Regions from separate parts of the Homo sapiens genome. Here region 2 is linked to region 1. A link is a contact called in ENCODE Hi-C data. All regions are on one chromosome and are shown on one strand. The core of a region is the stretch at or near the end of the contact, and the rest is flanking DNA. Distances in the headings are between cores, read along the strand shown. Region 1 holds the start of OSM (oncostatin M). Region 2 holds the start of SELENOM (selenoprotein M).

What was found. A loop is a pair of places that touch in the nucleus more often than their neighbours do. Pooled maps may share reads with other maps.
Region 2: a pooled map shows a loop between it and region 1 (11-fold over the local background). The contact joins the promoter of SELENOM here to the promoter of OSM in region 1. A Hi-C loop is called at or near these places in 1 of 168 maps with a recorded cell type or tissue (ovary) and 3 of 50 pooled maps.

What each region holds. Positions count from the first base shown.
Region 1 is chr22:30,265,211-30,271,738 of GRCh38, reverse strand. It overlaps OSM (oncostatin M), which reads left to right and starts at 4,888. Exons shown (of 3, transcript NM_020530.6): 1 at 4,888-4,973. The coding sequence starts at 4,940. RefSeq lists enhancers at 5,485-5,584, 5,645-5,724.
Region 2 is chr22:31,105,096-31,111,890 of GRCh38, reverse strand. It overlaps SELENOM (selenoprotein M), which reads left to right and starts at 4,323. Exons shown (of 5, transcript NM_080430.4): 1 at 4,323-4,514; 2 at 5,926-5,961; 3 at 6,199-6,233; 4 at 6,605-6,683; 5 at 6,763-6,795. The coding sequence starts at 4,386. It overlaps LOC105372995 (a long non-coding RNA gene), which reads left to right. Exons shown (of 3, transcript XR_938163.3): 2 at 3,788-3,820; 3 at 4,005-4,255. LOC124905100 (a long non-coding RNA gene) reads right to left here and starts at 4,009. Exons shown (of 2, transcript XR_007068063.1): 1 at 3,783-4,009; 2 at 1,439-1,912. RefSeq lists an enhancer at 4,867-5,639.

The DNA.
Region 1 (6,528 bases), core at 3,639-6,138:
CCAAACTGTTTTCCAATTTGGTGGCACCATTCATTGTAGATTCCCACCAGCAATGCCCCAGGGTTCTCATCTCTCCATCTCCTCGTTAGCACTTGTAATTGTCTACCTTTGATTATAGCCACCCTAGTGAATGTGGAATGGCTTCTCATGGTGGTTTTGATTTGCATTTCCCTGGTGTTTAGCATCTTTTCACGTGCTTCTTGGCCATTTGTATATCTTCTTTTTTTTGGAGAAATGTCTATTAAAATCCTTTGCCCATTTTTAAATTGGATTGCTTGTCTTTTTCATTGTTGTTCAGTTGTCATTGCAGTTTAAAAAGAGGAAACTGAGGCTCAGAAGGGGGACATGACTGGTCCAGGGACACTGGGCTCACAGGCAGATTGAGATGGAACTTGGGTTGGTCTCCACCTCCCACCCAGCAGATTGGGGGCCACCTTCTCTCCCCCCACCAGAGCACCTCTCCCCAGCCTCCAGTTTCGACCTGGCCCTGCCAGGCCATCTCAGGTCCTATCCTTGCATTTAAAGGCGTAGGGCCCCACAGCAGAGGGTAAGCCGGAAAGCGAGGAAGCAGCAGTTCTGAGGAACCAAGCTGGTCCTCTCTTCCTCTCCAAATCACGCGGGCCTGGCTGACGTGGCCCGGGAAGAGGGGACAGCCCGGGTCCTGTGGTCGGGGAGCCTATTTATACTGGCTGGGCCATGTTGCAAGCTTTTCCTGCTGGTGAGAGGGACGTCACTGATTGCTGACCTCACCAGAAACGCTGACGCATCTTTCCTCACGCTTGGCTGGGATGGTCAGCGGCCAGGCCTCCTCACCTCCGAGCCACTCCCTGTCCTCCTGTGTATCACTTCACTCTGGATGCTCCGACAGTGGCCCCAGCCCCTGTGCCCTCCAGCTATGCCTTCCTCTTGCAGGCTGCATGGACTGAATGGTGTCTTCCCTGAACTCATGTGTTGAAGTCCTAACCATCGTGTGTCAGAACGTGACTGTATTTGGAAGTTGAGCCTTTAAAGAAGTAATTAAGGGCCGGGTGCGGTAGCTCACGCCTGTAATCCCAGCACTTTGGGAGGCCATGGCAGGCAGATCACTTGAGGCCAGGAGTTCGAGACCAGCCTGGCCTACATGGTGAAACCCCGTCTCTACTAAAAAAATACAAAAATTAGCCAGGCATGGTGGTGGGCACTTGTAGTCCCAGCTACTCGGGAGGCTGAGGCAGAGAATTGCTTGAACCTGGGAGGCAGAGGTTGCAGTGAGCCAAGCTGGCGCCACTGCACTCCAGCGTGGGTGACAGAGTGAGATTCCATCTCAAAAAAAAAAAAAAAAGAAAAGAAAAAAAAAAAGAAGTAATTAAGGTAAAATTGGCCAGGTGTGGTAGCACATACCTGTAATCCCAGCTACTCTGGAGGCTGAGGCAGGAGGCTCGCTTAAGGCCGGGAGTTCAAGGCTGCAGTGAGCTATGAAAGCACCACTGTACACTTAAGCCTGGGCAACACAGCAAGACTTTGTCTCGAAAAAGAAAAAAAAAAGGAATAATTAAGGTAAAATGTGAGTGGGCCCTAATCCAATGTGAATGGTGTCCTCATAAGAAGAGATAAGGCCAAGCGCGGTGGCTCGCTCCTGTAATCCCAGCACTTTGGGAGGCTGAGGCAGGTGGATCACCTGAGGTTAGGAGTTCGAGATCAGCCTGGACAACATGGCGAAACCCTGTCTCTACTAAAAATACAAAAATTAGCCTGGCGTGGTGGCACACGCCTGTAATCCCAGCTACTCAGGAGGCTAAGGCAGGAGAAGCGCTTGAACCCAGGTGGCAGAGGTTGTAGTGAGCTGAGATCGTGCCACTGCACTCCAGCCTGGGTGACGGAGCTAGACTCTGTCTCAAAAAAAAAAAAAAATCGATTAGGCCACGGACAAGCAGAAGGAACATGATGTGGAGATACGGGGAGAGACAGTCATCTACAAGTCAAGGAGAGAGGCCTTGGGAACCAGCCCTTGATTTCAGACTTCAGCCTCTAGAACTGTGAGAAAATAAATCTCTGTTACGTAAGCCCCCCAGTCTGTGGTACTTTGTTATGGGAGTCCTAGCAATGTAATCTACCTGCTCTCCTTACCTTCAGTGACTCTGAGCCCTGGGCCCTGTGCCTGACACCCTCATTAACTATGTGCAAAGAGTATGGTCTTTGGGCCTCGTTTGAATGCCTTCTTTTCTTGGTGGGTTTTTTGTTTTTTGTTTTTTTTAAACAGGGCCTTGCTCTGTCACCCAGGCTGGAGTCCTGTGGCATGATAATGGCTCACTGCAGCCTCAACCTTCGGGGCTCGAGCGATCCTCCTGCCTCAACCTCCCTAGTAGCTGGGACTTCAGGTATGCACTACGATGTCTGGATAATTTATTTTTACATTTTCTGTAAAGACACAGTCTCGAAGTCCTGGGCTCAAATGACCCTCCTGCCTCGGCCTCCCAAAGTGCTGGGATTACAGGCGTGAGCCACCATGCCTGGCCAAATGCCCCTCTCCTCTTAACTATTCATAGGTGACCTCAGACAAAGCAACCTCCTCTCTCTGCCATGAGGAGACAGCACGGCCTCCCTGGACCACAGGATAGATAGAATAAGATAAAGGCATGTGGCTGTTTCTCACCAAGCGTGGTGGTCGGTCAGCCACAGCTGAAAATGGCCTAGACCCCTCTGCTCAGATCTGGCGCTCCTTCCTTGAGCCAGCCCCTAAACTTCCCAGAGCTTCGAGCTCCTCACTGAAGTGAGCTGAGGTGTCACTGCCCAGCGGCTTCTCTCCCCTGGCTGTTGCAGGATGAGATCGGTGGCTGGGTGCTGTGGCTCACGCTTGCAATCCCAGCACTTTGGGAGGCCAAGGCAGGAGGATCATTTGAACCCAGGAGTTTGTTATCAGCCTGGGCAACATAGTGACACCCCGTCTCTACAAAAAATAAAAAAATTAGCTGGGCATAGTGATGCATGCCTGTGGTCTCAGCTACTCAGGAGACTAAGGCGGGGAGCCTTGCTTCAGCTTAGGAGCTGGAGGCCACAGTGAGCTACCTACAATGGCGCCACTGCACTCCAGCCTGGGTGACAGAGCAAGATCCTGCATTTAAAAAAAGAGAAAAAAAGACGAGATCAGGGATGTGAAATGGAGAAGGATCCCCTCTTGGCATGGCCCCAGGAAACAGCATTGTGGGGGTGGGCACAGAGATGAGGACTTCAGCGGAAGCGACATTCTCAGGATGAGAATCCAGAACTGGCCCCTGGGGGTGGTGAGGGGGAGGTATGAGGCCTGGTGTGGTGAGTCCCAGCCTGGGTGCCGGGGAGTGGGTAGGGGCTGAAGAGCAGCCTCCTGGGCGTGGGGTCGCCTATTTTTGCCTACTACGTGATCCTCAGACCTGGGAGTGGCTGGTGCAGCATGGAGCCAAATAAAGGTTTGTCGAATGAATAAATGAGTGATGGGGAGAATGGGTGGCAACTGCCTTGGTGGCCACAGTGGGCATCGGGAGCAGGCATGGACAGGGGTGCATCCAACCTCCTCCTTTCTGGCTGCCCCAGCTCTCCTTGCTCAGGCGCCCCAGACCCCATGCTCCCTCCAGCTGGAGCAGCTCAGGCCTCCCTGGCAGCCTCCAGGAGTCCCACCCTGACTCCCCAGACTCCTGAGGGCCTCCTCCCACCCGGGCTTCTTAGGGTGCAGGCCAAGGACCCTCCTCTGGGCCTGGGAGATGTGCTGACCAGGCAGGGTCTATAGGCCTGGGCCAGCCTCTTGGCCTCCCTGTCTGCCTTCACCCAGGCCTCAGTTTACCCCACAGTAAAGTAGCAGTTTGACTAGGGAGGCGCTGTTCCCAGGGCCCTTTCGCAGAGGACCAACCTAAGATCGCTATCTTTCAGAGAAAGTGAAACCTGGTCCCCAACTGTCAAGGCGGCAACTCCCCCTCCCCGGCTTCCCCTCTGAGCTCACAGCTTCCCCATCTCCTCCTTCCCCCATCCCGCCCCCTCGACAGCTAATACTTGGAATCAGACCTTCATCTTTGCTTTTTCCTTCAGAGGTCTTTTCCTTTTATGTCCATGCTGGCAGCAACCCTGTGAGGTGGGCTGGGAAAGGCTTTTCTCCTCCTCATTTTATAGTTGTGGGTCTCTGAGGCCCAGAGAGGTTAAGTGACTTGCCTCAGGTCACACAGCACCTCAGCAGGCTTGAACCCTGGCCTCCTGTTTCTCTTGCTCCAAGTGTCCAGTTCTCCCCAGTGGAGCCTGCCTACAAAGACAAGGCCTGGCTTTGGGGAGTGGGCCTGGCAGAGGGTGCACGATGGGGGAAAGGAGACCGTCGGGAGCCGGGCTGGGGGATGCTGGTCCTGGGGCCTGAACCACAATCTCGGGGCTGCCAGCCTGCGTCTGGCTCTGTGCCCAGAGCCCGGTGGTTTCCGCTCACAGATGTCCCAACAGCCCCGGCGAGAGGGCAGGAAGGGCACTCAAGAAGGAAGATGTCTCGCTCCCCTCAGCCCCCAACCACCGTGTCCTGTGAGGCCAATGGCTCCTGGGCCAAGACTGGCCTGGGGCCTCCAGAGGCCCAGCTCGAAGTCCCTCCTGCCCATCCCTGGCCCAGTTCCCTGAAGATGGCATGGACCCTTTTCCTCCCCACTCACCCTAGGAAGGCTGAGGCTGCGGTTTTACATCATCCTTGGGCGTAGGGCTGACCTCGAAGAACGAATTCGAAGAAAACAGGAGGAGGAGCGGGCATACACCGCGCCCTGCGCCCATTGGCCGCCCGTGGAAATTTTGGTTTTTGGGGTCATGTTCCCAGAAGGCCTGCCCTCCCCCCTCCCCATCCCCACCCACCTCATGAGGTGTTGGCCAATCGCCCCAGCGGGCATAAAGTGGCTGCCAGCCTGCAGGGCTCCCAGCCGAGAGGTGTCACCCCCAGCGGGCGCGGGCCGGAGCACGGGCACCCAGCATGGGGGTACTGCTCACACAGAGGACGCTGCTCAGTAAGTACTTCCTTCCTCCCCGCCAGAACCCGCCTGCTGGGTCTGCCCACGGGTGCCGGTGGGGAGCAGAGGCACCCTCTGCCCTCCGGGAACTGGGGAGGCCAGGCGCCAGGCAGAAGGATGCTGAGAAGGGGAGAGAGCCAGGAGGTCAGGCAGAGAGAGTGGTCCACTGAGAACCTGGCATCTCCACAGGTAGAGAAGGGGCATCCCTGGAAGGCTTCCAGGGGGAGGTGATGTCAAGATGTAGAGGCAACTCTGGGAACCAGGGGGTGAGAGAATAGGATGGGCAAAGAGGCTGGGCAGGAGAGGGAGGCTCAGAAGCTGGGCAGGGAAGTGGTGTGAGGTGTGGAGGGGTTGTGGGGCCTCCAGCTTGCCCGGGATGAATAGAAAGTCAGCCAGGCCTGGGGGCCCCAGGGCCCACACAATCACACAGCATGCACAGCCACACCCACATGGCCACATGCGCACACAGCCATATGACGTCATCTACAGCCCTGGATCTCACCAGCCCAGGAACCCCCACATGCAGACCAGAGTCCCCATGGTGAACGGAACAGGTCTCCCTCACGCCGCACACAGACCCAGATGCACAGCCACACAGAAACCCCAGTCCCACGTGCGCTGCCACAGGCACAGGCCCCTGCCAGAGCCCGGCAGCAGATACCTGGGGAGGCGGCGAGGGTGCCGTGGGGTCGCTAAGCCTGGGTGCCTGGCCCCTTGGCCCTCCCCAACAGCCAGTCTTCCCCAAAGGGCCGGATGGTTCTTAGGACGGGAACGATGGTGTCACTGCCTTCCGGGCCATTGCGCCATAGGCCCCTTCCGACCACGTGGCTGCCGGTGCCCCGTTGGGGGTGGTGGTGAGCGGTAACTGTACCCGCCCCCAACACCTTCTGACAGGCTCACAGCATCCCTGGTGGGCCTGACAGAAGGAGCCACTTATGGAGAGAGGAGGGAGGCAAGAGAGGTCAGGGGAGAGCCCTGGCCTTGTGTGACCTGAGTAGGACCTTCTCCTGAGACTTGGTTTACCTGTCAGGAAAGTGGGGACATGGACTGGAAGGTCTTCCACATCTGTTCCAGGCTGCACCTCTGGTTGAAAAGGCAGCCTCTCCTGGTTCTAGACAGAGCTGAGGACACAAGCTGCTCCCGGGCTGCCTGCCCTGAAGCCCTCTCAGGCCCATCTACCTGGATGGCCAGAGCAGCTGACAAGGCAGGTCCTAGGGCAGTGGCCGGTCTTTAGCCCAGTGGTCTTGCAGGGAGCCAGTCCCACCTTGCAGAGAGTCAGCTCCCGAGGTTAGAACCGTGCTGTAGGCAGGACTGGGATCCGGCCAGGCACTGCAGCCTTTGCTCAAAGACCTACTTGGTAAATCGCAGCCACTGTCTCAGTCCCTCCCACTGCTTGCTGTGTCAGGCCCTGGGCAGTGACTTACTGGGGAGATGATGGTGGCCTTGGTGGGCACACCTGGGCACACACCGTGCCACACAGTGCCCAGCCCCCGCCCTCCACTACACAAAGTCTGGGATGAAGGAGGCACCTTTCAAGGCCCTCTTGAACCCC
Region 2 (6,795 bases), core at 3,074-5,573, 840 kb before region 1:
AAGGAACTGATAATGAAAGCTAACACTGTCCTAGTAGGTACTTTTTTTTTTTTTTTTTTTTGAGTCAGAGTCTCATTCTGTCGCCTGGCTGGAGTGCAGTGGCGCGATCTCGGGTCACTGCAACCTCCGCCTCCCAGGTTCAAGTGATTCTCCTGCGTCAGCCTCCCGAGTAGCTAGGATTACAGGCATGCACCACCACACCTGGGTAATTTTTTTGTATTTTTAGTAGAGACGGGGTTTCACCATGTTGGCCAGGATGGTCTTGATCTCTTGACTTCGTGATCTGCCCGCCTCAGTCTTTTTTTTTTTTTTTTTTTTTTGAGACAGTCTCACTGTGTCGCCCAGGCCGGAGTGCAGTGGTGCGATCTCGGCTCACTGCAACCTCCACCTCCCGGGTTGAAGCGATTCTCCTGCCTCAGCCTCTGGAGTAACTGGGACTACAGGTGCCCGCCACTATGTGCCCAGCTAAATTTTTTTTTTTTTTTTTGAGACAGAATTTTGCTCTTGTTCCCCAGGCTGGAGTGCAGTGGCGCCATCTTGGTTCACTGCAACCTCCGCCTCCGGGTTCAAGCAAATTTTCCTGCTTCAGCCTCCCGAGTAGCTGGGATTACAGACATGAGAATCATGCCTGGCTAAGTTTTGTATTTTTAGTAGAGGTGGGGGGTTTCACCATGTTGGTCAGGCTGGTCTCGAACTCCTGACCTCAGGTGATCCACCCACCTTGGCCTCCCAAAGTGCTGGGATTACAGGCATGAGCCACCATGCCCGTCCTGTATTAGGTACTGTTCTAATGAGCTTTATATGTGTTAACCCCTTTATCCTGCCAATCCCAACAGGGTACACAATATTGCATCACCACAATGTGTGCTCTGGGAAGTAAAAACCTTGATTGGAATTTTTGTCCAAAGAAATAAAAAGGCCAGGTGGAGTGGCTCACACCTGTAATTCTAGCACTTTGGGAGGCTGAGGCAGGAGGATCACTTGAGACCAGGAGTTTGAGACCAGCCTGGTCAGCAGCAAGACCCCGTAATCTACTGAATAAACAAACAGCGCAAACAGGGATTCCCTAGGGTTCGGTTTTCCTATCTCTTTTTTTCTACAACCAAATTGGTTTATTACAGGAATGCAAGGTTTAACATATGAAAATCAGTTCACATATTTTACCACATTTAATAAAATAAAGGAGAAAAACCACATGATCATCTCAATAGATGCAGGAAAACATTTGACAAAGTTCAACATCCATTCATGATAAAAGCTCTAAGAAAAATAGAAATAGAAAACTTTCTTTTACAAAAGGCACCAGTAACAAACCTACAGCAAACATGATCGTTTAAAGATGATATCTGGAAAAAGACAATTATCAGTTCCAGTCAACATTGTACCAGAGGCCCCAGACCGTAAAATTAAGACAGTGCAACGAAACAAAACCAAGGTATAAGGACCAGAAAGGAAGAAAACCACTTTTATTTCCAGATGATATAATATGCATATGTAGAAAATAAAAAAAAATATCCAGTTAAACTATTAGAGTAAGAAAATTCAGTAAGGTCACTGGCTGCAAGGTTAATATACAAAAATCAATTGTCTTCCTATATGCTACTACCAAGCAACTTGAAAATGAATATGTAAAAACAATAGAGTTTGTAATGCTATAAAAAATTAAATACCTAGGAGTAAATCTAATGAAAGATATGCAAGATATTTATTCTAAAAACCACAAAATATTATTGAAGGAAATTAAAGAAGACCTATAGAAATGGAGGGACTTACTATGTTCGTGGAAGAAAAGTCACAATAATGTAAAGCTGTAGAGTCTCCCCACATTGATTTCCCCAGTGGGAATCTGAAATCCTGATAGAAATTTGGAAGGTTTTTCTGTGGAGGTTGACGAGCTGGCCCTAAATTGTACCTGGAAGTGTGAAAGGCCAAGTATAGTCAAGACAACCTTCAAGAAGAACAAAGCTAGACTGCGATGGCTTACTGAGGCTGTGGGATCACACATGGCCCTCACCACAGGAAAATGTAGGCCACAGGCCAGGCATGGTCGCTCATGCCTGTAATCCCAGTACTTTGGGAGGCCAAGGCAGGAGGATCACTTGAGCCCAGGAGTTTGCGACCAGCTTGGTCAACATGGTGAAACCTCGTCTCTACTAAAAAGACAAAAAATTAGCCGGGTGTGGTGGCCGACGCCTGTAATCCCAGCTACTTAGGAGGCTGAGGCAAGAGAATCGCTTGAACCTGGGAGGCAGAGGTTGCAGTGAGTCCGGATCATGCCACTGGACATGAGAGTGTCCAGCCTGGACAATGAGAGTGAAACTCCGTCTCAAAAAAAAAAAAAAAAAATCAGCTGGGCATGATGGTGCATGCCTGTAGTCCCAGCTACTCAGGAGGCTGAGGTGGGAGGATTGCTTGAGCCTGGGAGGTTCAGGCTGTGATTGAGCCACTGCACTCCAGCCTGGGCAACAGAGCAAGACTCTGTCTCAAAAAAAAAAAAAAAATAGCCAGCCCAGCAGCTCACACCTGTAATCCCAGGACTTTGGGAGGCCAAGGCGGGTGGATGACTTGAGGTTAGGAGTTCGAGACCAGCCTGGCCAAGATGATGAAACCCCCATATTTACTAAAAATACAAAATTAGCTGGGCGTGGTGGTGGGCACCTGTAATCCCAGCTACTTGGGAGGCTGAGGCAGAAGAATCGCTTGAACCTGGGAGGTGGAGGTTGCAGTGAGCTGAGATCGTGCCACTGCACTCCAGCCTGGCTGACAGAGCAAGACTCTGTCTCAAAAAAACAAACAAACAAAAAAACAAAAAAAAATGGGCCAGGCGCAGTGGCTCACACCTGTTATCCCAGCACTTTGGGAGGCTGAGACGGGCGGATCATGAGATCAGGAGATCAAGAACATCCTGGCTAACACAGTGAAACCCCATCTCTACTAAAAATACAAAAAAATTAGCTGGGCGTGGTGGCGCGTGCCTGTAGTCCCAGCTACTCGGGAGGCTGAGGCAGGAGAATTGCTTGAACCCGGGAGGCGGAGGTTGCAGTGAGCCGAGATCAGGCCACTGAACTCCAGCCTGGGCAACAGAGCGAGACTCCGTCTCAAAAAAAAAAAGAAAGAAAGAAAGAACAAAGCTAGAGGACCAACACACAACCAGATGTCAAGTCTGACTATAAAGCTATAGTTAATAAGACAGCGTAGTTAGACAAACCCACTGAAGGACTAGAATAGGGTATGATATTCAGAAGTAGACTCCCATATATTTATATGGTTACCTATTTATTTATTTATTTATTTTTGAGACAGTCTCTGTCGCCCAGGCTGGAGTGCAGTGGTAGGATGTCGGCTCATTGCAAACTCTGCCTCCCAGGTTGAAGTGATTCTCCTGCCTCAGCCTCCCAAGTAGCTAGGATTACAGGCGCCCACACCACGCCCAGCTAATTTTTGTATTTTTAGTAGCGATGGGGTTTCACCATGTTGGCCAGGCTGGCCTCGAACTTCTGACCTCAAGTGATCTACCCACCTCGGCCTCCCAAAGTGCTGGGATTACAGGTGTGAGCCACCACGCCCGGCCGTGGTTGCCTATTTATATATAACAGAGGTAACGCGGCAGAGTAGCAATGAAAAAGACAAGATTTTTAATTGAATTGGATAGCCACATTAAAAAAAAAAGTAAATCCTGACTCCATAAATTTAACCCAGCTGATTTAAGACCCTGTTGTGGCCTATCAGCTGTAACCCTCCTTGCATTTTCCCACCTTTGAATAGCAAATTCCTTTCCTCACCCCAGGTCAGAAAGTCTGCTCAGCAGTAGCTGTGGATGGTAAGAAGACACGCTGGTAGGTCTCAGTGGCTCCCAGAAGCCGCACCCCCTCCACCGAACCTCACTCCTCATCTCCCACGCTCCAAAGCGAGGAGTCCTCAGAAAGCCAGTTTCCCTTATTTATTCTTCTTTCTTTCTTTCCTTTTTTTTTCTTGGATGTCCTACCAGTTTCCCTATCTTAAAGTCGCAGGTTCGGCTCAGAAACTCCAGTGTCCCTCAGCGTCTCGCCGGCACCCTCTGCCGGCGTGAGGTGGCGCTGCCTGGCCGCATCCTGGGGGAGCGTCCACATCCTCGGTCGACAAAAGGAGCGTCGACACTCTCGGACCTGGGAAAGTGACGGCCCAAACGCCAGGGAGGAGCCAGGACCTCGCCCTGAGCTAGCGGGAGGTAACGGCGGGGAGTCCTGGGGCGGAGACCGAGCGCTGGGGGCGTGGTCTCCAGCGGGACTGGGCCTCTAGCGGGAGTGGGGGCGGGGGCGGGGGCGGGGCCAGCCTGGGGGCCCAGACGTGGCGCAGCGACTCGGAGGTTCGCCTCCAGCTTGCGCATCATCTGCGGCCGGGTCCCGATGAGCCTCCTGTTGCCTCCGCTGGCGCTGCTGCTGCTTCTCGCGGCGCTTGTGGCCCCAGCCACAGCCGCCACTGCCTACCGGCCGGACTGGAACCGTCTGAGCGGCCTAACCCGCGCCCGGGTAGAGGTGAGTACGCCGGCCTCCAGCCCCGGCACTATCGTTCCCCAACCCTGCGGCCCCATGGGAGCACCGTCCGTCCCGGCCCCAAGACCACCTCGAACCGCGAGTCTCCCTGCTTTCCCCCTGGCGCCGGGACCATCCCTCCTGTTCCCTAGCCCCAGATGGCCCCAGCATCCACCGTGGAAGCCTGAGACACCGACTTTGGGGCCTGGAACTCCGAACCCTTCCCCAGCTCCCCCTACCCGGTCCGACAGCGGACACCCAGACACACTGACGCAGTCTCCTAACTCTTCTCGTGGCCTATGACTCCCAATCCTGTCCCAACTTCCCATCCCCCATCACTTCATGTTTTCCTGGAATTCCCCCCCGACCCGGTTCCAGGGCTGGAGGCTCCAGAAAGTCTCTTTTCCTTCTCCTGGGGGGAAAGAAGACTTTCTGGGTGCCTCCTCCCATATGCAGGATCCGGGGAAGGGGGCCAACTCGGAGGGGCAACCGAGTTGGGAACTTGGTTGCCAACATTTACTCTGCAGCAGCCTCCCATCCTCCCCCAACCAGGAAATTCCCGTTCGGAGTCCCTGTCTTGCTATGTGACTTTGACCATCACAGCCCGCCTCTGAGCTTTTTGTCAGCTCTGTCTGACAAAAGGGTGTAGAATGGTTGGGTGCCGGTGGTGCACGCCTGTAATCCCAGCACTTTGGGAGGCCAAGGCAGGAGGATTGCTTGAGCCCAGGAGTTCAAGACCAGCTTGGGGGACATAGTGAGACCCTGTCTCTAAGAAAAGGGCTGAGGGTAGGATGGAGGAGGGCTGGAGTGGGTGGTCCTGGGGTCTAGACTCCTGCTGGATGGTGGCATCTCCTCAGGGAAGGCAGGGAGGAGCCCTCCCATCCTCCCATGTCAGGGAAGCAACCACATGGTCTGTGGGGCTGGGCCGCAGGTGGCAGGCAGGGTGAGGTCTGCCTGTGTAGAGTAGGGACCAGATGGTAGGTGTCTCCAATGGGGGCCCCCAGGGCCATTCTGAGGTGTTTCCTTCTGCTCTGCCTCCACTGTGAGATTTCAGGGATCAAAGGCCAAGCCCAGGTCTCTACTGCTTAAGAGGAGCAGGGTGATCATTTCCCCTGGGCATTGGGAGTCAGTCCACAGCCAGTAGGATGTACAGGCCCCAAGGCTGGCAGGCACACTGTGGGTCTCTGGCCTTGCTCTTTTCCCCTGGTGTCTCTAGGCCTGAGTCTCCCCACCTGTATACACAGTTCCCCCTTCTGCCCACAAGGGTCCAGCATTTCCTTCAGACCTTGGGAACTGCTGATCCGGGGATAACTCACAGCCCGACCCAACTCAGGGATAAGGAAGTATGGCTTTGGGGATGTGACTGGAATAAACGTGAAGGACTCCTGACCTATCCCATTTTATCCCCCTCCAGACCTGCGGGGGATGACAGCTGAACCGCCTAAAGGAGGTGAGTTTGAAGGAAGAGGTCCCTAGCTCTGTTCCCCCTGAGCCTCTTGGGGAGTGGGCAACATGGTCCCAATGACTGGGGCGGGGAGGGGGGAAGGATCCCTAGGCTGAGAGTCTAGCCTAGGCTGAGAGTCTAGCCTGCACCTGACTTGCTTTATGACCTCACTGGGCTTCAGTGTCTCGTCTGTACCTCGAGTAGACTGAGGTCATGGTCTCTGATGCTCTGGTTCCTCCCCAGGTGAAGGCTTTCGTCACGCAGGACATTCCATTCTAGTATCCTTCTGTTCTGGGGGAGGGGAAATGGGATGGGCACCTGGGAGAATCTCCACGTAACTTCAGAAAGGGGTGGCAGATGGTTTTCAACTGACAAGTTGAATTGATTGGTAGTGGCTCCCAGAGGATTCTGAGGTGGTCTCCATGTTGGGTGGGCAAGAGAGATTGACTAGTGATGACTGCCACAGAATGGAGAGGAGGGCCCTTTACTTCTTTGAACCCTAATTTTCTCACGTATAAGCGGAGACCCTGGCCCCTCCCGGGCACAGAGTAAGCTCTGAGCAAAGGAGGCAATGCTGTTCCCATCAGTAAGGCTGCGGAAACCACCACCTCCCTCTGCCCACCACCCCGCTCCTTAACACCACCTCCAGTCACAACCTGGTGATGAAACACCTCCCTGGGGCCGACCCTGAGCTCGTGCTGCTGGGCCGCCGCTACGAGGAACTAGAGGTGAGGCCGTGGGAGGTGGGCTGGGGGCGAGGCCAGAGGCGAGGCCCAGCCTGCTGACCCCGCCCCTCCTCCGCCTCAGCGCATCCCACTCAGTGAAATGACCCGCGAAGAG